2 separate regions of the Homo sapiens genome follow, and region 2 is linked to region 1. A link is an interaction called in ENCODE POLR2A ChIA-PET data of the cell type or tissue named here. Cell type or tissue: HepG2. All regions are shown on one strand. Links, peaks and the distances in the headings refer to the core of each region. The heading gives the core; the rest is flanking DNA.

The links. Peaks named below come from ENCODE experiments on the same cell type or tissue, not always from the same donor. Only the 100,000 strongest peaks of a DNase experiment are listed, where the experiment ranks them.
Region 2: POLR2A ChIA-PET joins it to region 1 with 13 read pairs; 15 of 35 experiments call an interaction of 5 or more read pairs at or near these places.

What each region holds. Positions count from the first base shown.
Region 1 is chr16:57,805,132-57,815,383 of GRCh38, reverse strand. LOC388282 (a long non-coding RNA gene) reads right to left here and starts at 4,865. Exons shown (of 4, transcript NR_169553.1): 1 at 4,600-4,865; 2 at 1,503-1,722. It also overlaps a transcript of KIFC3 not described here. RefSeq lists enhancers at 4,651-4,710, 4,771-4,830, 5,021-5,150. In HepG2, for the core only: a CTCF peak has its summit at 2,879; DNase peaks (open chromatin) are centred at 2,793, 4,953 and 7,163; H3K4me3 peaks cover 549 bases.
Region 2 is chr16:57,856,270-57,869,036 of GRCh38, reverse strand. It overlaps a transcript of KIFC3 not described here. Among named protein-coding and RNA genes, the nearest start is that of KIFC3, 60 kb to the right of the region's middle. In HepG2, for the core only: CTCF peaks have their summits at 5,287 (motif pointing right) and 9,493 (motif pointing left); DNase peaks (open chromatin) are centred at 5,306, 6,076 and 9,466; H3K4me3 peaks cover 1,850 bases.

The sequences.
Region 1 (10,252 bases), core at 1-8,000:
CTAAGCACAGAGATGTACCTGTGGCCTTGAGCTAACAGAAGCAACCCGGAGCTACTCTGGTTACAAATGAGCACAATTCTGCCTCCAGTCAGCCTCCCAGGACCCCCACAGCCTTGGGCACCATTTATCCAGGTGGCTTGTTTGCCACCGGGCTCTGTGCATTGCAGGACTTGTTTGGGCAGAGTCTGTTTCTGTGGGTAGAGACAGGGCTGATGTGAGAAGCAAAAGGAGGTCACCCCAAGTTCCCAGCCACAACAGACTGCCAGCATCAGCCTCCAAAGATGGTATCACCCCAGCCTGGACAGGGCCAGGCCTGCGTGTCCTAGAGCATGTGCAGAACTCTGTTTCTGAAATTCCTTCCTACCTAAGGCTGGTTTCAGTTCCAGCCATATTTGAATTTTGCTGAGTTTGAGTGTCTGCTGTGCACTAGGTTTTATAGCGGACAAAAGAATGGCAATAATAGGCCAGGCATGGTGGCTCACACCTGTAATCCTAGCACTTTGGGAGGCCGAGGTTCGTGGATTGCTTGAGCTCAGGAGTTCAAGATCAGCCTGGGCAACATGGTGAAACACCATCTCTACTAAAATACAAACAACTGGGTGTGTTGGTGCATGCCTGTAGTCCCAGCTACTTGGGACGCTGAGACACGAGAATTGCTTGAACCTGGGAGGCAGAGGTTGCAGTGAGCTGAGATCGCACCACTGCACTCCAGCCTGGGTGACAGAGCATTTGTCTCCAAAAAAAAAAAGAATGATAGTAATGATAATGATGGTGGTCCTAATGACAGTGACAGTTTCTTCATCTGTAACATGGGATAATTATAGTGCCTGCCTCATAGGTGCTGTAAGGATTAAATGGGAGAGTTCATGTAGAGTACTTAGCACATAGTACCTGGCACATAGTACGTGCTCAATAAATATTACCTGTTAATGAGGAAACTGAGGCTCAGAGACTTACCCTAAGTCACACAGCATGGGAGCCTGAATCAGGGACCTCCAATCTAATGTAGGAGACTAACAGTCCCCCACAGTTGTGAATCCAGTGCTAGGTGAGCTAAGGGAAGGGGAGGTGGTCCTGGGGAACTTCTGACTAGGTGGTATCAGGAGTCCCCATGGAGGAGGTGATGCTTCCATTGGGCCTCACAGGTAAACGGCTGCAGGTGGGGATATGGGGGTGTGGGTGGAGCATATGAAAAATTCAAAGACCAGAAAGAGGGTGCCTTGTGGGGTCAGTGGGAGAGAAGGCTGGGCAGGGCGGCTGCAGGCAGATGGTGAAGAGCTCTGAATGCATGCTGAGGAATGACCCACAATGACAAGGTACCCCATTGACTGTGCCCTTGAGAGGCAGTGTGGTGCAGTGGTTCAAGACTTGGACTCTGCAGCCAGCCTGCCCCAGTCAAATCTATAGCATGAGGACAGTAGCGGGATGTACAGGAAGAATAAGCAGGAGTGACTGCACAGCCCCTACCCGGTGCCAGGGTAGATCCCTTCACCTCTGCCTACCTGTCTACCAGGGACCGCATGGCTTTTATGTCCAGGAGAGCATGGGGTTCTGTCTTCAGGCTGTGACTCTGGAGATGCCTTGAGTCTCCCGAGTCCCCGGTTCTCTTCCCTCTGAAGGCACGTGCTGCAGAGGCTGTGAGGATGCCAAGCCCACCTGCATGAGTGGTGCCCGGGTGCAGGGAGGTGCTGGACACACGCAGGATGCCAGGTGGGAGGTTTGCTTCAGAGCATAGGAAATCCTAATTATTGTCATGCAGGCACTCGGCAGGCATGCAGGTTTGACCCCAGGGCTGGGATTCTCAGAAGGTGGTTAGAGTCTCCATTTGTTCACTTAAGACAGGGGCATCCGGTGCCATTTGCCCCAGGAGGTGGGCATGAAGAGCATAGGACAGGGAGGCGTGGAGGGGGTGGAGTAGCGTGGGGGCAGTGCGTGCTTTCTGGGTTATCTGGAGATTTAGACAGGGACACTGTGCCTCCAAGATCCTCTGGCTTCTCCTTTTCCTTTTATTTATTTATTTATTTATTTATTTTTGTATTTTATTTTATTTTATTTTGAGACAAGGCCTTGCTTTGTTGCCCAGGCTGGAGTGCAGTGGCGCAATCTCGGCTCACTGCAACCTCCGCATCCCGAGTTCAAGTGATTCGCCTGCCTCAGCCTCCCAAGTAGCTGGGATCACAGGCGTGCACCACTACGCCCAACTAATTTTTGTATTTTCAGTAGAGATGGAGTTTCGCCATGTTGAGCAGGCTGGTCTCGAACTCTTGACCTCAGGTGATCCACTAGCTTCAGTCTCCCAAAGTGTTGGGATTAAAGGTATGAGCCACTGTGCCTGGCCAGGTTCTCCTTTTTCAACAGCAAGTTGCCTAAACAGTACAAGTGGAATGAGCTCCTGCCTCTTATTGGCCAGTTTAGCCCTCGTGATGGATCCCTTGCACCTGTGCACCTGGCTCAGCGTTAGGTCTAGTCTGGGGTTGCCTCTTGGGCAGCTGCATCTGCCTGTGCCCCACAACTGCCAAGCAGACATGGCTGGACCAGTTCGGGGGAGCCCCTCAGGGGCAGCAGGTATTCCTTACTCACACTTTCTGGAGTGTTAAGATGTTTCCAGGCAACTGAGAGCGCCCTGGCCAGCCCGGTGTTTCGGTGTTTCCAGTCCAGGCTTTGTTTCCAGGCCCTCCCTGTCTGAGCAACACCTCATCTCACCCTGACTCATGGGGTCTCTCCCGCTCCACCTCCAGCCGTTTTCTTGCCACCCTCCCCACATTCCTTCAGGTCCACACACACCTGCCCTTTGATTCATGGCTCTTTCCGCTCTGAGGAAGGCAAGCACCAAAGGCCAGGGCCCCATCACACTCGGTCAGCAGCTGGGGCCACCGCCTGCCACTGGGTGTCTTCACACACACCTTTCCTGGACTCTGGAGTGAGGCTGCTTAGAGGGGGATGATTGCAGAGGGGCTGGGTGCTGAGGGCCCTATTCCCAGAAGGCAAATCCCAAAGGCAGCTCTGGCCTGACCTCTTTTTTTTTTTTTTTAAGAGATGGGGGGCTGGGCGCAGTGGCTCATGCCTGTAATCCCAGCACTTTGGGAGGCTGAGGCGGGCAGATCATGAGGTCAGGAGATCGAGACCATCCTGGCTAACACGGCGAAACCCCATCTCTACTAAAAATACAAAAAATTAGCCGGGCGAGGTGGCGGGCGCCTGTAGTCCCAGCTACTCGGTAGGCTGAGGCAGGAGAATGGCGTGAACCCTAGGGGATGGAGCCTCCAGTGAGCCGAGATCGCGCCACTGCACTCCAGCCTGGGTGACAGCGAGACTCCGTCTCAAAAAAAAAAAAAAAGAGAGAGACGGGGTCTCGCTCTGTCACCTAGGCTGTAGTGCAGTGGTCTGATCATAGCTCACTGCAGCCTTGAACTCCTGGGCTCAAGTGATTCTCTGGCCTCAATCTTCTTTTTTTTTTTTTTTTTTGAGACGGAGTCTTGCTGTCACCTAGGCTAGAGTGCAGTGGCACAATCACAATCTCGGCTCACTGCAACCTCTGCCTCCCAGGTTCAAGTGATTCTCCGCCTCAGCCTCCCAAGTAGCTGGGTTTACAAGCTTATGCCACCATGCCCGGCTAATTTTTGTATTTTTAGTAGAGACAGGGTTTCACCATGTGGGCCAGGCTGGTCTCGAACTCCTGACCTCAAATGATCCACCTGCCTCAGCCTCCCAAAGTGCTAGGATTACAGGTGTGAGCCACTCCGCTTGGCCCCACGCCTCAGGCCTTCTAAGTAGCTGGGACCATAGGTATGCACTCCATACCCAGCTAATTTTTAAATGTTTTTGTAGAAATGGGGTCTTGCCACGTTGCCCAGGCTGGTCTCAAACTCCTGGCCTCAAGTGATCCTCCCTGCTCTGCCTCCCAAACTGCTGAGATTATAGGCGTGAGCCATCGCGCTTGGCCTGACCTCTGTGTAGGTCTCTCTCTCTCCTGTCCTCCCTCCTTCCTTCTTCCTTTCTCTCTTAAACGGCTTTACTGAGATATAATTATCATACCATAACATTCCCTGTTTAAAGTGTACAATCCAATAGTTTTTAGTATATTTACAGAGTTGTACACTGTCACCATAAACTAACTTTAGGACATTTTATCACGCCCCAAAGAAGCCCCATTCATAGTCACTCATCATTCTCCCTCCCAGGCCCTGGCAACCACTCAACTACTTTCTTTCAGTGGAGTTCCTTGGAGAAGCAACTGTGAACAGTGAAGCCAACCCCAGGTACTGAGGTGGGATGCTCCTGCCCTTGGATCAGGCTTTCAGCAAGCAGAGTCCCAGAATGAGGACCATCCCTTCCAGCTGGCCCACTCACTTCCTTGTGGCTGTAGCCCTGAGAAGGTCACCAGTCCACCCTCCTCCTTTACCCAGGGAGGGGCATGAGACCCAGAACAGGGAGGAAGTCTGACCAAGGTCACATCGTGGGTTGGGGACACAGCTCCTGCTGGCGGTACCCACCATCTCTGGCACTCCAAGCTATCTTCCCACAGCAGCCCCTACACATCCATAGGCCTTCCACTGGCCTCAGTCTCTCCATCTGTACAATGGGAATAATAACACCTACCACACATGTTGTTGCGGGGATTGAATGAAAGCAAAGGCAATCCTGTGTGTAAAGAGTTTTTCCCTTTGCCTGGCATGAAGCTGTCCCTCAGCCCATTGCTGAAGTTGAATTAGATTAAATTCCCGTCCTGGCATTCAGGGCCCTGCACATTCTGGTTGTCTGGGGTGGATGGAAGTTTGTCCCTCCCCTCCCTTGGAAGGTGGCAGATGGAAGCCACTGGAACCGCAGGATCCTTGCTGCTTCCTCTCGGTCACCTGGAAGCTGGTGGTGTCAGCGGGGCGGGCGGGAGGTTGACACTGGTGGCGATGACTCAGCACTGAGAGCTGTGGGAGTCTAGTTAATCAGCAGCGTCAAAACTTCCTGTTGCTGTTTGCAAACAAGGGCCACCCCCAGAGGAGGAGGACCAGAGCTAGGGGAGAGGCTGCGCACCACAGAACCTCAGCAAAGCGAAGCTACAGTTTAAAGGCAGCAGCAGCAGTGGTGCTAAGAGTTCAGCAGGTGGTCAGGGGCTGTGGCTATGGCTTTCCAGGAGCACGTGGCTTCCCTTATGGCCCCTGTCCCCATCTCCCCACCCAGGAGGAATTTTTTTTTCCCCCAGTAGTAGCTGATTGACTTACTGCAAGGAGCCCCAGTGAAGTGCCAGGGTGTGAGAGCAGGAATCATGGTGGTGGCACCAGATGAGACTCATCCGTCTAGGATGGGCCAGAGTGTTGGACCGCGGGGTACTGAGGCGTTCCAGGACTGACCTCAGAAGATCTCTGAGGGCTTAACAGCAGGCAGGGATTGGGAGCACTGAGTCAGTGCTCTCAGCCCCACCTGGCCTGGCCCAGCAGACAGAAACACTCCCGGCCTGAGCACCTGGCAGAAGAACCAGATACGCCCCTCTGGTGACAGCCATCGCTCAGATATCTTTATATATGCCTCATGCCTCCCAGGAGAACCAGCCAGGGCGAGAATTCCAGATCCAAGAGAAAAACTGTAAATTAGCGTGAAAAGTAGTTCTCGTCAAAAAATGCTGCCAACGACAGTGTAAATTTGGTACAGGCCTTCTGAGGGGCAATCTGGCAACATGTTTAGAAAGTGAAAAAAAAATGCTCAGACTCTTTATTCAGAAAGATTTTTTATGAAATTGACAACCTCTCTTCTCCCTTCCCTCCCCACACCAGGGAATGAACGGGCTGTGTGGGTGGCAATGGTGACAGCAATGCTGTTTATAAAAGTGACAAAAATGGGAGCTACTCAAATATCAGACCCTACGGAATGGCCAGCTCAGTCAGGGCACAGGCTCTCAGTGGAATATTATGCAGCCATTTAAAATAGTTTTTTGCTGGGTGCAGTGGCTCACAGCTGTAGTTCCAGTACACGGGAGGCTGAGGTGGGAGGACTGCTTCAACTCAGGAGTTTAAGGCTGCAGTGAGCTCTGATCATGCCACCTCACTCCAGCCTGGGTGAGAGAGCGAGACCCCAACTCTAAATAAGTGAATAAATGAAATACTTTTCAGCCATTTTTATTGAGTGCTAGGTGCGCCCCAGACACTGGAACCTCCATTCTGAATGTGACCTTGGCTTTATCCTATGATGTCTGCACTTCAGAAAAATGTAGGCATTAGCAGGAAAAAGTGACATGGAAAATGCTTATTATAATAATTAAAAAAAATTTAGAGATGGGAGTCTTGCTATGTTGGCCAGGCTGACCAACTCCTGGGCTTAAGCGATCCTCCCACCTCTGCCTTCCAAGAAGCTGGGACTACAGGCATGAGCCACCACACCCAGCACTTACATGATTCAAAGTAAGAAAAGGCAGAGTAAAAAATTCTATCCGGTCTTTGCCTCCCACTATAACTGCAGCTTGTGTTTGCAGAAATGCCAATTGTGTGCCAGATGCTGGGCTGAGGGTGCTATGTGCTTGCTCCAATTTACATCTCACCATAACTCAATGGGTTAGACACTAGCCCTACTCTCATTTTCACAGGAGGAAACTGAGGCACAGCAGAAGTGACTGAGCCAGTGAATGAGCTCAAACCCAGGTCTGCCTGGCCTCAGAACCACCTTTAGCCATCTCTCTATACTGTCTCTCCTTAACACAGAAATGACATCAGCTCAAGGTCAGATACTGGAAAGAAAAATCTGGGCCAATGACAATAAGTGAAGGGTGGTGGGATTTGGTGTTTTAGTTTTTGTGTTTTTCCTCTCTCTCTTGGTTTCTATTAGATTTGTGCAGAAAAAAAAAAATTTTAAGTTCAAAAACAAAAACTGCCACCTAGAATTTGCAGCAGGTGGGGAGAAGTGAATGAGGAAGTGGGGAAAAATGCGAAGGATGTTAATAACGCATGTGCTGGTTTAGAACCCGGAGCTATAACAATTTAGGAGCAAGGAGAGAAGCGGCAGAACACTTAGCAAGGAGGAGCCCGGCGGCTTCTGGAGGATGGTGGGAGGATCCTCGGGCTGAGAGGCGGGCCGGGGGCGGGGCTTATTTGGCCCGTGCTACTCTCAGGGCGGTTATTGCTAAATCTTTTTATTACCTGGTGCTTACGTCCATTATCTCCTCAATGTTTGCATTCCTCTCATTTTTTTAAGACTACAGGAAATGATAAAAGGGGAAAAAAAACCTCACAAAGCCTCCGTTTGCTTTTAGCCTTGGAGTGCTAGGAGGGAGGGAATCTCCGCCAAATTCCTCCTTGAGTCATAAGGCTTTAGGTTCCCCTAAACTGAGAGTTAGGGGAGAACTGTCGAGTTCAGTCTTTTTGGCCAATGCAGAAAGGCAGCCACCATTTGGATTTTAAAGCAAGGTGGTTTCCTTTTTATTTTCTAGTCCTCTTAGAAGGTTTTTTTTTTTTTTTTTTTTTTTTTTTTTTAAGACAGGATCTTGCTCTGTTGCCCAGGCTGGAGTACAGTGACACGATCATAGCTTACTGCAGCCTCAAACTCCTGGGCCCACGCCATCCTCCCGCCTCAGCCTCCTGAGTAGCTGGGACCACAGGCCTGTGCCACCGCGCCTGGCTTGTTGTTTTGTAGAGACAGGGTCTCAATATGTTGTTCAGGCTGGTCTAGAACTCCTGGCCTCAAGCGATCCTCCTGTCTCATGAGCCACTGTGCCTGGCCGGCAAGGTGATTTTCTTGGGGGAAAGATTGCCTTGGTTCTCTGAAAATGGGAGAACTGTTTTCCCCTGTTAATACAGCTTCTAGAAAGGAAGGGACACAGGGAGCAGGAAGGTGAGAGGGAGAGAAAAGAGTGAGAAAAGTACCATTAGTTTAAATATCACTTGAACACCTAATGCTTGCTGAGCTGGGTCTAGAGCAGACAAGGATGACAGGAATTTACAGTCCAGTCAAGGGACATCCAAGACCACCACCTCTCCATGCCCACTGAGGAGCCTGGCTTCCTGAGAGCTTGCAGCTGTGAGCCTTGTGCCAGACCCCCTGAGGTGCTCAGGGTGAGTCATGTGCCCAAGACCTGCAGTTGGTGACATGCAAAGCTGGAAACCAAATTCATGCTTATGGGGCTGGGTGCAGTGCCAGGCTCTTCACCTCCAAGAGCTCTTCCACGGGGTTTTTTTTTTTCTTTTTTTAGACAAAGTCTTGCTCTGTTGCCCAGGCTGGAGTGCAGTGGCATGATCTTTGCTCACTGCAACCTCCACCTCCTGGGTTCAAGCAATTCTCCTGCCTCAGCCTCCTAAGTAGCTGGGATTACAGGCGCCCACCAGCACATCGGGTAATTTTTGTATTTTTAATAGAGATGGGGTTTAGCCATGTTGGCCAGGCTGGTCTCGAACTGCTGACCTCAGGTGATTGCCCGCCTCAGCCTCCCAAAGTGCTGGGATTACAGGCGTGAGCCACCACGTCCAGCCTCCTCCGTAGTTCTTTCTGCGGTGCTCATGATGAATGATTTCAGAGGGATTGGAAGATTGGAAGATGTGGATTCAAAAAAGCAGCTAATTGGGTCAGGATTACTTAATATGCGGCTCACTCCAGAATGAGTTTCTCCAACTTCAATAAATGTTCTGTTACCCAGAAGCATGAGAGGACACACTTTTCACAGCTGCAGGGCACTCCTTCCTGACCACATGGAAATAATTGCTAAGGAGCCTTCTCTTACTTCCTTTTGGTAGAAATTATCATTACTTTACATGGGAAGAAAGTCTGTTTGGGTACATTTCACGCACCTGTTCTTCCCTTCTGAATTCTATGGGATCTATGGATTTATTCAATGAACATGTCTGTGATACCAGGCCCTGAGCTGGGGTCAGCTGAGGATTTCCCTGTGATCAAGTAACGAAAGGGTCCTGTCCTGAAGGAGCAGATGGTATACACAGGAACGCCATCATGATCCAGGGTCGGGGATGCTGCAGGGGGTGAGTTGAGCCCGCCTGCTGGTGCCTGGGAGGGTCAAAGAAGGTGACCTCTAAACTTGAAGGAGGGACAAGCAGGTATGGAATTGGCCAGGTAAGGGTTAGTGGAGGCAGATGAGAATGGGGTGAAGGAGAGGGGCTTTCCAGGCAGGGAGGACAACATTTGCAAAGGCTCGGAGAAGACTTGATCTGAGGTTAAATCATTTAAAATGGGAAAATCATGTAAATCTTATCTGTGCTTTACTCTGGGTTGCTATGAGAATCAGATTAAACACAATCTGACTTTTCATTCCCCTTCTTTCCTTCCCTTTGGGGAGCAGAACTCTCAGGCTCTTGGCCACTTCTCTGACGAATGCCTGAGCAGTAAAGGGTTTCAGGCCCTCTGAACACAAAGATGGGTCAGGTGTGGTGGCTCATGCTTGTAATCCCAGCACTTTGGGAGGTTGAGGCGGGCAGATCACCTCAGGTCAGGAGTTCGCAAGCAGCCTGGCCAACGTGGCAAAACCCCGTCTCTACTAAAAATACAAAAATTAGGAGTTTGAAAGCAGCCTGGCCAACATGGCAAAACACCGTCTCTACTAAAAATACAAAAATTAGCTGGGCGTGGTGGCGCATGCCTGTAATCCCAGCCACTTGGGAGGCTGAGGCAGGAGAATTGCTTGAACCCAGGAGGCAGAGATTTCAGTGAGCCGAGATTGCGCCACTGCACTCCAGCCTGGGCAACAGAGTGAGACTCTGTCTCAAAAAAAAAAAAAAAAAAAAGTCTATGGGCATACCACCGTGAACACACCTGATCTTGTCTGAACACAAAGATGGCGCTGCTAGTCCCTGCCTGGGGATGGGGTGGATGTGGGCGTGGAATTGCAGTGTTCTGGACACTGTCTTCTGTCTGGCCCTCCCTGAGACAGCTGTGCCTCTGCCAGAGTTCGGCAGGAAGGGTCAAGGCTAAGGCTGAACCCAAGAGTCCTCCCTCAAGGGTTTAGGACTTCAGTGTTGGAATGGCCAGGTTTCAGCAAAACTTGCACCTTTCCCGGGGCCAGGAGAGTTGGCAGCCTCCTATGCAAATCATCAGCGAAGTTTCTGGGTTAGAAATGACCTTGGAGTTGGTACGTAGTTCCTGATGACATTGTACATTCTTAAATTCCAACAACTGGGATGGGCATGGTATGGTGGCTCATGCAAATAATCCCAGCACTTTGGGAGGCTGAAGCAGGATGATCGCTTGAGGCTAAGATTCTGAGACCAACCAGGGCGACAGAGCTAGACCCCGACTCCACACAATATTCTTTTTAAAAAACTGAGTC
Region 2 (12,767 bases), core at 1,915-9,914, 52 kb before region 1:
GCAGGTGGATCACCTGAGGTCAGGAGTTTGAGACCAGCCCGACCAACATGGGGAAACCCCGTCTCTACTAAAAATACAAAAATTGGCTAGGCATGGTGGCGGGTGCCCATAATCCCAGCTACTCTGGAGGCTTAGGCGGGAGAATCGTTTGGACCTGGGAGGCGGAGGTTATAGTGAGCCGAGATCGTGCCATTGCACTCCAGCCTGGGCAACAGAGTGAAACTCCGTCTCAAAAGAAAAAAAAAAAAAGAAATGGAATCTTATCAACAACATAAAAAGTACATTCAGCAGCCATCTTAGGCCATAATAATGATAAATAAAAAGCGCATGCACCTGGAGCTGGAGCCTGTACTTGTAGTCCCAGCTACTTGGGAGGCTGAGGTGGGAGGATCACTTGAGCCCAGGAGTTCAAGGGTACAGTGTGTCATGAGCATGCCCATGAACAGCCACTGCACTCCAGCCTGGGCAACATAGTGAAGCCCTGTCTCCAAAAAACAAACAAACAAGCAAACAAACAAAAAACCGAAGTACACAACTTTTTTTTTGAGACGGAGTTTCACTCTCGTTGCCCAGGCTGGAGTGCAATGGCACAATCTCAGCTCACCGCAACCTCTATCTCCCAGGTTCAAGCAATTCTCCTGCCTCAGCCTCCCGAGTAGCTGGGATTACAGGCGTGTGCCACCATGCCCGGCTAATTTTGTATTTTTAGTAGAGACGGGGTTTCCCCATGTTGGTCAGGCTGGTCTCGAATTCCCAACCTCAGGTGATCTGCCTGCCTTGGCCTCCCAAAGTTCTGGGATTACAGGCGTGAGCCACCGTGCCCAGCCATAACTTTAACTTTTAACTAGGGATTCCATGTCTTTGTCTTATTAAAGCAAAATATATATTTTTTAGGCCGGGCGTAGTGGCTCATGCCTGCAATCCCAGCACTTTGCCAGGCCAAGATGGGTGAATTGCTTGAGCCCACAAGTTCGAGACCAGCCTGGGCAACATACTGAGACCCCCATCTCTACTAAAAATACAAAAATTTGAGCCAGGCATGGTGGCGGGCACCTGTAATCCCAGTTACTTGAGAAGCTGAGGCAGGAGAATCGATTGAACCCGGGAGGTGGAGGTTGCAGTGAGCCGAGATCACGCCACTGCACTCCAGCCTGGGCAACATAGTAAGACCCTGTCTCTATAAAAAAAAGTACAAGCAAAATTTGCTACCAAAGTTCACAACTTTAACTTTTAACTAGGGTTTCCATGTCTTTGTCTTATTAAAGCAAATTTTTTAAAAAGCAAAATGTTTTTATTTGAGGACTTTTTTTTTTCCTTCTCAAACAATTCTTATTGTAAGCCTTTCTCTCCAGGCAGAAAAAATAATGTTGTTTGTATTGACCTATACATTGACTTAAATGGTTAAGTAGCAGTTAAGCTGACAGGAATGAAAAATAGAAAAAAAAAAAAGTCTATCATATGAAGCACATTATTTGAACAAAAGAAATTATTTCTACTGCATTAAATAATCCAATTACCTGCTTTCATGTTACTTGCCTTCTTATTAACAAAACCCAAAATGAAATACTAGGCACATCTGGGAGGCACACAAAGCTCATAAAACAGAAGTGCTTGGACAACCAGGATAAGAGGTGACATTTTCTAGGCTGAGCCTTTGTTGGTGTGGTATCACCTCATCGAGTTGGCAGGTCCATTAATCAAGGGACACTAGCATCCAGCCAGCTGAAAAGATGGGCCTGAACTGCTGAGTATTCATTACAGGAAAAATAACTCTTATAAAAACCTCTAGGCAGAGAAGACTTATCAACAAAAAACGAGGTAATGACTACGGCATCTGTGGATGTACAGAATTTACAAATGGAATTTCAGGATGAAATGGGGAAGTGGCGGGGGCCGGGGGGGAAGGAGAGCACATTTACACTTCAATGAGTGTGAGTTCAGAAGGTAATTTTTCACATTAATGTAATATACTTTAAATCACGAGGCATGAAATGAATTGCAGGTGTTTTAAATTTGCCAAGGTTTTATTATGAAGCTGATGGCTTTGCGCTGGGCTAATGGATCATCTCCTGAAGTACTTTGGTTACCTATGTAAGCATTATTATAATTAAAAATTATTATTTGTTTAAAGTTTGTTTTTTGGCCAAGTGCGGTGGCTCATGCCTGTAATCCCAACACTTTGGGAAGCTAAGGCGGGCAGATTGCTTGAGCCCACAAGTTTGAGACCAGCCTGGGCAACACATACTGAGACTCCATCTCTACAAAACATACAAAAATTAGCCAGGCTTGTTGACACACGCCTGTAGTCCCAGCTACTCAGGAGGCTGAGCTAGGAGGATATCTTGAGCCCTTGAGCCTGGGAGGTGAAGGCTGTAGTGAGCTGCGATCACAAGACTACTCTCCAGCCTGCATAACAGAGTAAATCCCTGTCTCAAAAAAAAAAAAAAAAAAAAAAAAAAAAGTTTGTCTTTCAACTCTGTATGTTTGAAATGCTTTTGGATTTTTCAGATAAAATTGAGTTTATCCAAATGAAACGTATCATCCTTTATGTAACTGCATCAGCCATAAAAGAAATACGTCTGTAAGCTTACAGGTTGAGGCATATAGTTAATAGCAGGCAAAATAGAAAAATCAGGCACAGACCTGTCTCATGAGTCCATCACCCATAACTCCCTACATTCTTTTATGTTTGTTAGTGTCTGAAACGCACCTGCCCAGCGAGTCATCGTTTTCCTTCAAAGCAGTCTCCAAAACCCAACCATTGGATTCCAACTCCAGGCAAAAAAAACGCTGACTTGCTTTTTCCCTCTGCAGTTTCTTCCTTTTTCAAACACTTCTAGGTTATAAATGTGCCAAGAGGGAAGTCACCTGGAGGTGCTGTGTGTTATCAGACCTCGTTTTCCTTTTGTCATGTGCACATTCTTGTCAGTACAAGTGGCCTTATTTTGGGTTTGGAAAATATGGCACTGCAGTGAAATGGTCCAGTTTCAGATTTGTACTCTCTGTGTTCTTGGGGTTATGCAATAATCATTACTGTGTATATAATGTATCAGTCAATAAATGGTTACACAGGTTCCATTAGACTCCAAATGGATGAGTAAGAACAGGTTTATAAGGTAATGTACATGCAGACATAGGTTATTACGACTTGCAAATGTAATTATGCATTACAATGGAATCTCACTTTAGAAATGGCCTAAATGTAGGACTGATTTCACTTGCTCCCCACTCACAGGCCCTTATTTTATTATTATGATTATTTGAGATGGAGTCTTGCTCTGTCGCTCAGGCTGGAGTGCGATGGCATGATATTGGCTCGCTGCAACCTCTGCCTCCCGGGTTCAAGCAATTCTCCTGTCTCAGCCTCCTTAGTAGCTGGGACAACAGGCACGTGCCACCCATGCCCAGCTAATTTTTGTATTTTTAGTAGAGATGGGGTTTCATCATATTGGTCAGTCTGGTCTCGAACTCCTGACCTCAGGTGACCCACCCACCTCAGCCTCCCAAAGTGCTGGGATTACAGGCGTGAGCCACCGCACCCAGCCTATTTTATTATTATTATTTTGAGATAGTATCTTATTCTGTCACCCAGGCTGGAGTGCAATGGTGCAATCATAGCTCACTGCAGCCTCACCCTCCTGCGCTGAAGCGATCTTCCCACCTTAGCCTTCTGAGAAGCTGGAACTACAGGTGCACACCACCATGCCTGGCTAATTAAAAAAAAAATTATAGAAATGTGGTCTTGCTTTGTTGTCCAGGCTGGTCTCAAACTCCTGGCTTCAAGCGATCCTCCCACCTGAGCCTCTCAAAGTTCTGGGATTACAGGCGTGAGCCACCATAGCTGGCCTAAAGGCCCTTATTGCTCAAAGTATCTATAAAGTACCTACCCCTTTACATGTGTGCTTTGTCCAGAAGATGGTCTCAGGACAGCCCTGGGGACAGATTTTAGCAAAATCTCAACATAGTTTTCTGTTACTCAATGCTCAATTGTTTCTTTATCTTTTGTCATTTGTTCAGTCGATTTGTTTATTCTTGTTTTTTGGCAACTAGAAAGTCATTTAGCAAACAAATACTAGGTTAATAAAAATGTGTAGGTCAGTAGGTTTTAAAGAAAAGAATGTAGACACTAGTATTTTGTTATTGTTTCGCTGCTTCTCTCAGAATTATCCTTATTTCCTATAGTGTTAATTAGTCATATTTTGGTCTTATCACACTCCAATAAAGGTAAAGAGGTTGGGCTTGGGGCTCACACCTGTAATCCCAGTACTTTCGGAGGCCAAGGTGGGAGAATCACTTGAGCCCAGGAGTTCAAGACCAGCCTGGGCAAAAACATAGTGAGACCTCCCCGGCCCCAATCTCTACTGGAATTTTTTTTTTTGAGACAGAGTCTCGCTCTGTCACCCAGGCTGGAGTACAGTGGTGCGATCTCGGCTCACTGCAACCTCCATTTCCCGGGGTAAGATTCTCCTACCTCAGCCTCCTGAGTAGGTGGGATTACAGGCACGCACCACCATGCCCAGCTAATTTTTGTATTTTTAGTAGAGACGGGGTTTCACCATGCTGGCCAGGCTGGTCTCAAACTCCTGACCTTGTGATCCACCCACCTTGGCCTCCCAAAGTGCTGAGATTTACAGGCGTGAGCCACTGTGCCTAGCTGAAAAATTTAAAATTAGCTGGGCATGGTGGTACATCCCCGTAGTCCTTGCTACTCAGGAGGCTGAGGTGGGAGAATCGCCTGAGCCCAGGGATTCGAGGTTGCGGTGAGCCGTGATCATGCCACTGCACTCCAGCCTGGGCCACAGAGCAAGACCCTGTCTCAGATAAATAAATAAATAAATAAATAAATAAATAGTAAGGAAGAAACTTGAAAATACATATATATTCTTAATAAATACTTAATTTGTGGTTTTATTGAGTTATTGGAGTCCCATGCCATAGGCCCTTCAAAAGTACATGTCCTCCCAAGAAAAATATTTAATTACAGTAACAAGCAGTAAATTGATAAAAGAACAAGAGGGCCAGGGTACACAGGAATTGTTTTATTGCCTTTTCCATGTCTCAGGCATTCTATAATTGTCTACTTCATCCATGTTCTGAAGCTAATTATTTATTCCATCCCCAGGATAAAGTTAGGTCTCTTGGTTTAACTTTGTATTTGCAGGTTTGACCTAATTCCTTGCCGGCTCATAATATAATTAAAGTTGGCATTTCCTTCTCTTATCCGCCCTCCCCACTCCCCGGCTTTCCCTCCCCGCTGTGTGCCTGTTTATCACTAGATGGTGCTAAGACTTGGGTTATAGCTGCCAGAGACTCTGGGAAAGTTGTTCAGGAGCCAAGCAGGCTGGAATTTGAGAACTGGAAGATGCCTTCAGAGCTCATCCGGACAGCACTTTTGTTTTACAAATGAGGAAACAGAAACTCAGTGAAAATAAGTAATTTGTCAGAGACCCAGAGATCTCTCCCCTCCTTTTTTTTTTCTCTTTCTTATCTGTTAATAGCTTCCAGTGTTACCTCATCACCCAGGAAGGAGCACAGCTCAGAGAGCAACAAGGTCAGAGTTGCTTTGCAGAAAGCACTTTGGCAGCTGCATGGTACCATTCATTGATTCATTTATTCATTCCAAAAGCAGTTATTGGGTACCTACTTTTTGCTTTGCATAGTGCTAGACGTTGGGAATAAAAATCAGATGAGAATTCCTAGGATTCTAGGAATTCACATTCTCTTAGGAAATACAGAAATGCAAAAAAAAAAAAAAAAAAAAAAAAGAAAGAAAGAAAAAGAAAAACAAACAAACAAACAAAAAAAACAAAAATCACCCCCTAAATCAAAGATGCTATAATAGACGTGATTATAGGACACTCTGGTCACTTGGAGGAGTTTGCAGCCAGCTGCATTCATAATTCAAAGGGAAGATTTTGGTGAGCTAACATTGGAGGCTGAAGCGCATATCGGATCTTGTAGGCAGAGGAATGGGAGGGAGGGCAGTCCAGGCAGACAGCATCATGGGTGAAGGCTTGGAGAGCTGGTGAGGCTTGGTGGAGACAGCAGCTGATTGTGGCTGATGACCAAAGGGCAGGGTCAAAGGGGCAGGTGGTAATCTGGGAAGGAGGGGACGGACTTCATCCGAGGTGTCATGTTCAGGAATTTGTACTTTATCCTGAAGGCTACAGGACAACCCAGTAAAACGTATTGCTCGGAAAATGGCACAGATGGAGTTTCTTTTCAGGAAGAACACTCTGACAGCTGCATGGAAGCCCAGACACCAGGAAACCCTCAGATTGGAGGCTGGTGTCCCGGAGCAGTGCAAGGTAAGGGCCTGGCTGGGTTGGGGCAGTGGGAATGGGAGGAGGAGGCCTGTTGGAGAGAAATTTCAGAAGCAGGACTGACAACATCTTTTTGAAAAACAGTGATTGGGATTGTAGCTAATATTCTTAGAAGATGGTTACCACTCTGGTATTTGAATTACTTATAAAACATTGAAGGGATGAAATTTTAATTGAATACACATATTACTTGAATACAATTTTTGAAATTATTTTTAAAATACAACTTAATGGCAGTATAGTAATCCTCCCTTATCCACAGTTTTGCTTTCTGAGGTTTCAGTAACCCTCGGTCAACCAAGGTCCAAAAATATTAAATGGAAAATTCCAGAAATAAACAATTCATGAATTCTAAGTTGCACGATGTTCTAAGTAGCTTGATGAAATCTCAGCCAGGCAAGGTGGCTCACACCTATAATCCCAGCACTTTGAGAGGCTGAGGCGGGAGGATCACTTGAGCTCAAGAGTTTGAGACCAGCCTGGGAAAGACCCTGTCTGTACTAAAAAAAAAAAAAAAAAAGCCAGATGTAGTGGTAAGCACCTGTAGCCCCAGCTACTCAGGACAGAAAATTAAATAATAATAATAATAAGGACGTCAAAAAGCTCCCAGGGAGTAGCAGGTAAGCCCAGCTGCCAGAATTCGCTTCCAGAAGCTCATCCTTGTTCTTTGATGATCTATACATATGACTAGCCAGTACTTCCACTCCTTCAGCTTGAAAATATTTTACCTGTTGGAAAGATTATTATTATTACTATTATTATTTTGAGGCAGAGTTTCACTTTGTTGCCCAGGCTGGAGTGCAGTGGCACAATCTTGGCTCACTGCAAACTCCGCCTCCCAGGTTCAAGTGATTCTCGTGCCACAGCCTCCCAAGTAGCTGGGATTACAGGTGCACACCATCACGCCCGGCTAATTTTTGTATTTTTAGTAGAGACAGGGTTTTGTTAGGCTGGTCTTGAACTCCTGGCCTCAAGTGATCCACCAGCCTTGGCCTCCCAAAATGCTGGGATTACAGGTGTGAGCTACCGCGCCTGGCCTAGGAAAGATTATTTTGATCACATGGCTCCCTTTTGCCCTTCTGGCCCCCAGTACCATGGTGCAAATTGTTTTATGATCGACCCCTGGGAAAGTGGACGCTGGGTCCACGGTCCTTCCTGCCACCTGCAATACATCCTTGGGAACATCCAGACCAGCCATGTGCCCTGATCAGCTTTGTTTCATTTATGAGATTGATAATTAACAAATTAATTATCTAAGGTTGTGCAGTGAGAGAAGGAAAGACATTGAGATAGAAAGTTAATAGTGTCAGAGATGTCCTAACCAGAGTGACTCCATCTTGAATAAAGGCTGGGTAAAGCCAATCCTGCTGGGTAGCATTCCCCATTTCCAGGGGGTTGGTACTGTTGGTCACAAGATATTTATGGCTGAGGGGATGAGTTAATGATGCTAACTTACCAAATAAAGACCCAGAACTTATGGAAACGTCCCAATATTTCAAGAACAAAATGCATTCTTAGTTTAAGAATAGGTTTTGCTTTAAAGATAATAGTACACATATAAATTCTTGTGGAAATCAGTAGTAGCATAGGAAAATAACAATACTAATAGCCCGTCACAAGCTGATCAAAAGTCTTTGTAATGAAGTATGCTATTCTTAACAACCTATATAAGCAAGCACTATGTTTAAGGTGAGGCATTCTTGGCCAGGCATGGTGGCTCATGCCTGTAATCCCAGCACTTTGGGAGGCTGAGATGGATGGATCTCTTCAGCTCAGGAGTTGAAGACCAGCCTGGCCAACATGAAAAAACCCTGTCTTTACAAAAGATATAAAAATTAGCCAGGCGTGGTGGTATGTACCTCTAGCTCAGCTGCTTGGGAGGCTAAAGTGGAAGGATCAATGGAGCCTGGGAGGTTGAGACTATAGTAAGCCATGATAGTGCCACTGTACTCCAGCCTGGGTGACAGAGGGAGATATTGTATCTAAATAAATAAATAAATAAAAAGTTTAAAGTAGGGGCATTCCTCCTCTTGCTTTCTGAGGAAGCCCTACTCCGTAATAGTCTCTAACAAACTATCTTAACTTCGCTATACTCTGCAACTTGCCCTGAATTCTTTCCCAAGAAAGTGAGATCTAAGAGCCCACTCTTGGGGTCTGGGACAAGACCCATTTTCTGGTAACAGCAATGGTAATGAATGAACATATGTAAGTTAATTATCATTTGGATGTCCAGTTTGATTTTCTTATTTTAAATTTTTTTGAGACAGAGTTTCACTCCTGTTGCCCAGGCTGGAGTGCAATGCATGATCTTTGGCTCACTGCAACCTCCTCTTCCCAAGTTCAAGTGATTCTCCTGCCTTAGCCTCCTGAGTAGCTGGGATTACAGGCATGTGCCACCATGCCCAGCTAATTTTGTATTTTTAGTAGAGACGGGGTTTCACCATGTTGGTCAGGCTGGTCTTGAACTCCTGACTTCAGGTTATCCACCTGCTTCGGCCTCCCGAAGTGCTGGGATTACAGGCGTGAGCCAGAGCCCCAGTTTGATTTTCTAAATTGTACTCTGCCTTTATAGAATTTCCTAGGGAGGAATTAAGGGAGCTTCACCTGCCCCACTTGTTTTTATTTTATTTTATTTTATTTTATTTTATTTTATTTTATTTTATTTTATTTTATTTTATTTTATTTTATTTTTGAGACAGAGTCTCACTCTGTTGCCCAGGCTGGAGTGCAGTGGCACGATCTCAACTCTCTGTAACCTCTGCCTCCTGGGTTCAAGCCATCTTTCCTCCTCAGCCTCCTGAATAGCTGGGACTACAGGCATGCGCCACCACACCTGGCTAATTTTTGTATTTTTAGTAGAGACAAGGTTTCACCATGTTGGCCAGGCTGGTCTCAAACTCCTGCCCTCAAGTGGTCTGCCCGCCTCAGCCTCCCGAAGTGCTGGGATTACAAGTGAGTCACTGCACCCTGCCTTGATTTTATTTTAAATGTTTGTGGGGAATGTGGGGATGAAACTAACAGTTCCCTTTGTAGTGACCTACACAGTTGCCCTCCCACTGTAACTGGTGTATGACTTCGGCGGGTGTGGGAGGAGTGTTGCTTGTGGGAAATTTCTAAGGCTGATGTAGACAACATAATCTTAGGGTCTGTAGCAGCTCAGCAGGAATGAATGAGCCCCCTGCTGGAGTTTCTGAGAGCTTCGTGAAAACAGCTATAATTAGTATCTCCTTAGTGAGACTCTTTTGACGCTTTAACTAAAGTCATTCATTCCATTTTAACTGCATGAAGCAAGTGCTGGAGGAAGGAGGGTGAGGAACGTAGCCTTATCTTAAGTCTAGAAGTGGAAGCAGACAAAATACTCAAGCTGAGAATATAGATTAGTAAACTCCTTATTTTTGGTGTGTGTCTTTAGCGTAGACATTTCTGGAAAGGCTTGTGTCTCCTCTTTGTGATCAGGCACAATATTATCTTTGCTGCCCATCACAGTATAAAGTTGTAGAGTAGTAATGGCTTCAAGGAAATCTCTAATCCTCCAGAATAGAAACTGTTCAAATACTTTCTGAAATAAAGAGGTGGATATGGTCCTATGTATTATATTAAGATAAGAACAAGGTAAAGTAAAAGTGTCTGTTTGCCTTTTTTGTTATAAAACCAAAGAATACGTCACAGAATATTTTTCCATGCATTTGTCTGTCTTCATATACATAGCAATTAAATTTGTTTTGTGAATTCAATTATGTATTTTCTTTTCTTTTTTTTATTTTTTGAGACAGTCTTGCTCTGTTGCCCAGGTTGGAAAGCAGTGGTGTGATCTCAGCTCACTGCGGCATTGATTTCCCCAGTTCAAGCTATTCTCGTGCCTCAGCCTCCGGAGTAGCTGAGATTACAGGCACGTGCCACCACGCTCAGCTAATCTTTTTTGTACTTTTAGTAGAAACAGTGTTTTACCGTGTTGGCCAGGCTGGTCTTGACCTCCTGACCTCAAGTGATCCGTCCACCTCAGCCTCCCAAAGTGCTGGGATGACAGGTGTGAGCCACTGCACCCGGCCTCAATTATGTAAATTTAAATTTGTTAAGGGAGGGGATGGTTAAAAAAAAAGCTATGTTTGTGAATTGGTGAGATATAGAAAGTTAATGACATGCAATTATACACCTGGAGCAGAACTCCAGAGAAAGACAATGCTGGCTGTCATGATGTGCACTGACTGTCATGAGGTGCACTTTAATTTTCTATAAATGGTTCACGGACCTTATATTGGATATCTTTCTGCTATTACTGAAATGAGACAGGAAGGAAAAATCAAAACAAAACAAAAAGCAAAAATAAAACAAAAAACTAAAATTGGCTTCAGCTATTTCTGTGTTCCGGGGAAGGGAAGGCTTCTTCTCCTAGGGGCGAAGTGCTCTGCGCCCGGGAAGACATATAATGGACATTTGGATTGCAATGAGGCTCTGAGACTAAAAGAAGCTAAATTTCTTTGCTCATTCAGTATCAGGAAAGCTAAAAAAAGAAAGCTATTGCAGCACTATTCATAGTAGCAAAGACTTGGAAACAACCCAAATGCCCATCAATGATAGACTGGATAAAGAAAATGTGGGGCCAGGCGCGGTGGCTCACGCCTGTAATCCCAGCACTTTTGGAGGCCGAGGCAGGTGGATCACAAGGTCAGGAGATCGAGACCAGCCTGGCCAACGTGGTGAAACTCCATCTCTACTAAAAATACAAAAATTAGTCGGGTGGGGTGGCATGTGCCAGCTACTCGGGAGGCTGAGGCAGGAGAATCACTTGAACCCAGGAGGCGGAAGTTGCAGTGAGCCGAGATCGTGCCACTGCACTCCAGCCTGGGCGACAGAGAGAGACTCTGTCTCAAAAAAAAAAAAAAAAAAAAAAGAAAGAAAGAAAGAAAGAAAAGAAATAAAAAAAAAAAGAAAAAGAAAATGTGGCACATATACACCATGGAATACTATGTAGCCATAAAAAAGGATGAATTCATGTCCTTTGCAGGGACATGGATGAAGCTGGAAACCATCATTCTCAGCAAACTAACACAGGAACAGAAAACCAAACACTGAACATACTCACTCATAAGTGGGAGTTGAACAATGAGAACACATAGACACAGGGAGGGGAACGTCACACACTGGGGCATGTTAGGGGGTGGGAGGCTAGAGGAGGGATAGCATTAGGAGAAATACCTAATGGAGATGACGGGTTGATGGGTACAGCAAACCACCATGACACGTGTATACCTATGTAACAAACCTGCATGTTCTGCACATGTATCCCAGAATTTAAAGTATAATTAAAAAAAAAAAAAGAAAGGTTTTAGGGGGTTCTGGGAGACTTACGAAAGTCAGAAATGGGCTAAGAGTCTCAGGAGGCCAAGCTGAAGTCAGGGGCCCTGGAACAAGATTTGGAAACAGGCTGTGCTAAGGAAGAAGAAGCCAGTATCTAAGGTATGGCGATTCCTGACCTTCACGTTTACTCTTTCCTGAGAATGTTGGCAGAAACCAGAAGAATATATCCTTCTCTGAAGATCCTTGGAAGACACACAGCACACAGGGAGAGTGGGCCTGTGCTGCTCTGCCTTGGAATTAAAGCACTGCTGTATCTTTTGCAGGTGGATTTTGTGGTATGTGGTCAGTTGTAGGCATTACTAATAAATAGCAATCCATCAGATTCATTGGTATCGGGGTAATGCTGGGCTCACACAATTAGTTAGGAAGTGTTCTACTGGTGTTATATCTTCTTGAAATGTTTGGTAGAATTCACCAGTAAAACCATCTGGACCTAAGTTTTCTTTTCTGGAAGGATTTTAGCTATGAATTCAATTTCTTCTAACGGATATAGGACTATTTAGTCTGTCTATTTCTTCTTGGGTGGGTTTGGTAGTTTGTGGCTTTAAGGAATTGGTCCATTTCATCTAAATTGTCAAACTTATGTGCACAGAGTTGTTTGTAATATTTCCTTATTATCCTTTTAACATCTGTGAGGTCTTTATTATATACACACTTTCCTTCTGATATTGATAATTTCTGTCTTCCCTCTTTTTCTTTGTCAGTCTAGCTAGCAGTTTTAATTGATTGTTTCAAAGAACCAGCTTTTGGGTTTATTGGTTTTTCTCTATTCTTTTTACACTTTTCTTTTCTTTCTTTCTTTTTTTCTTTCTTCTTTCTTTTTCTTTCTTTTTTCCCTCCCTTCCTTCCTCCCTCCCTCCCTCCCTCCCTTCTTTCCTTCCTTCCTTCCTTTCTTTTTTTAGACACGGTCTCTGTCACCCAGGCTGGAATGCACTGCAACTTCCACCTCCCAGCTCAAGCGATCATCACACCTCACCCTCCTGAATAGCTGGGACCTCAGGGGTGTGCTGCCATGCCAGCTAATTTTTGTATTTTTTGGTAGAGCCAGGGTTTCACCATATTGCCTAGGGTGGTCTCAAACTCCTG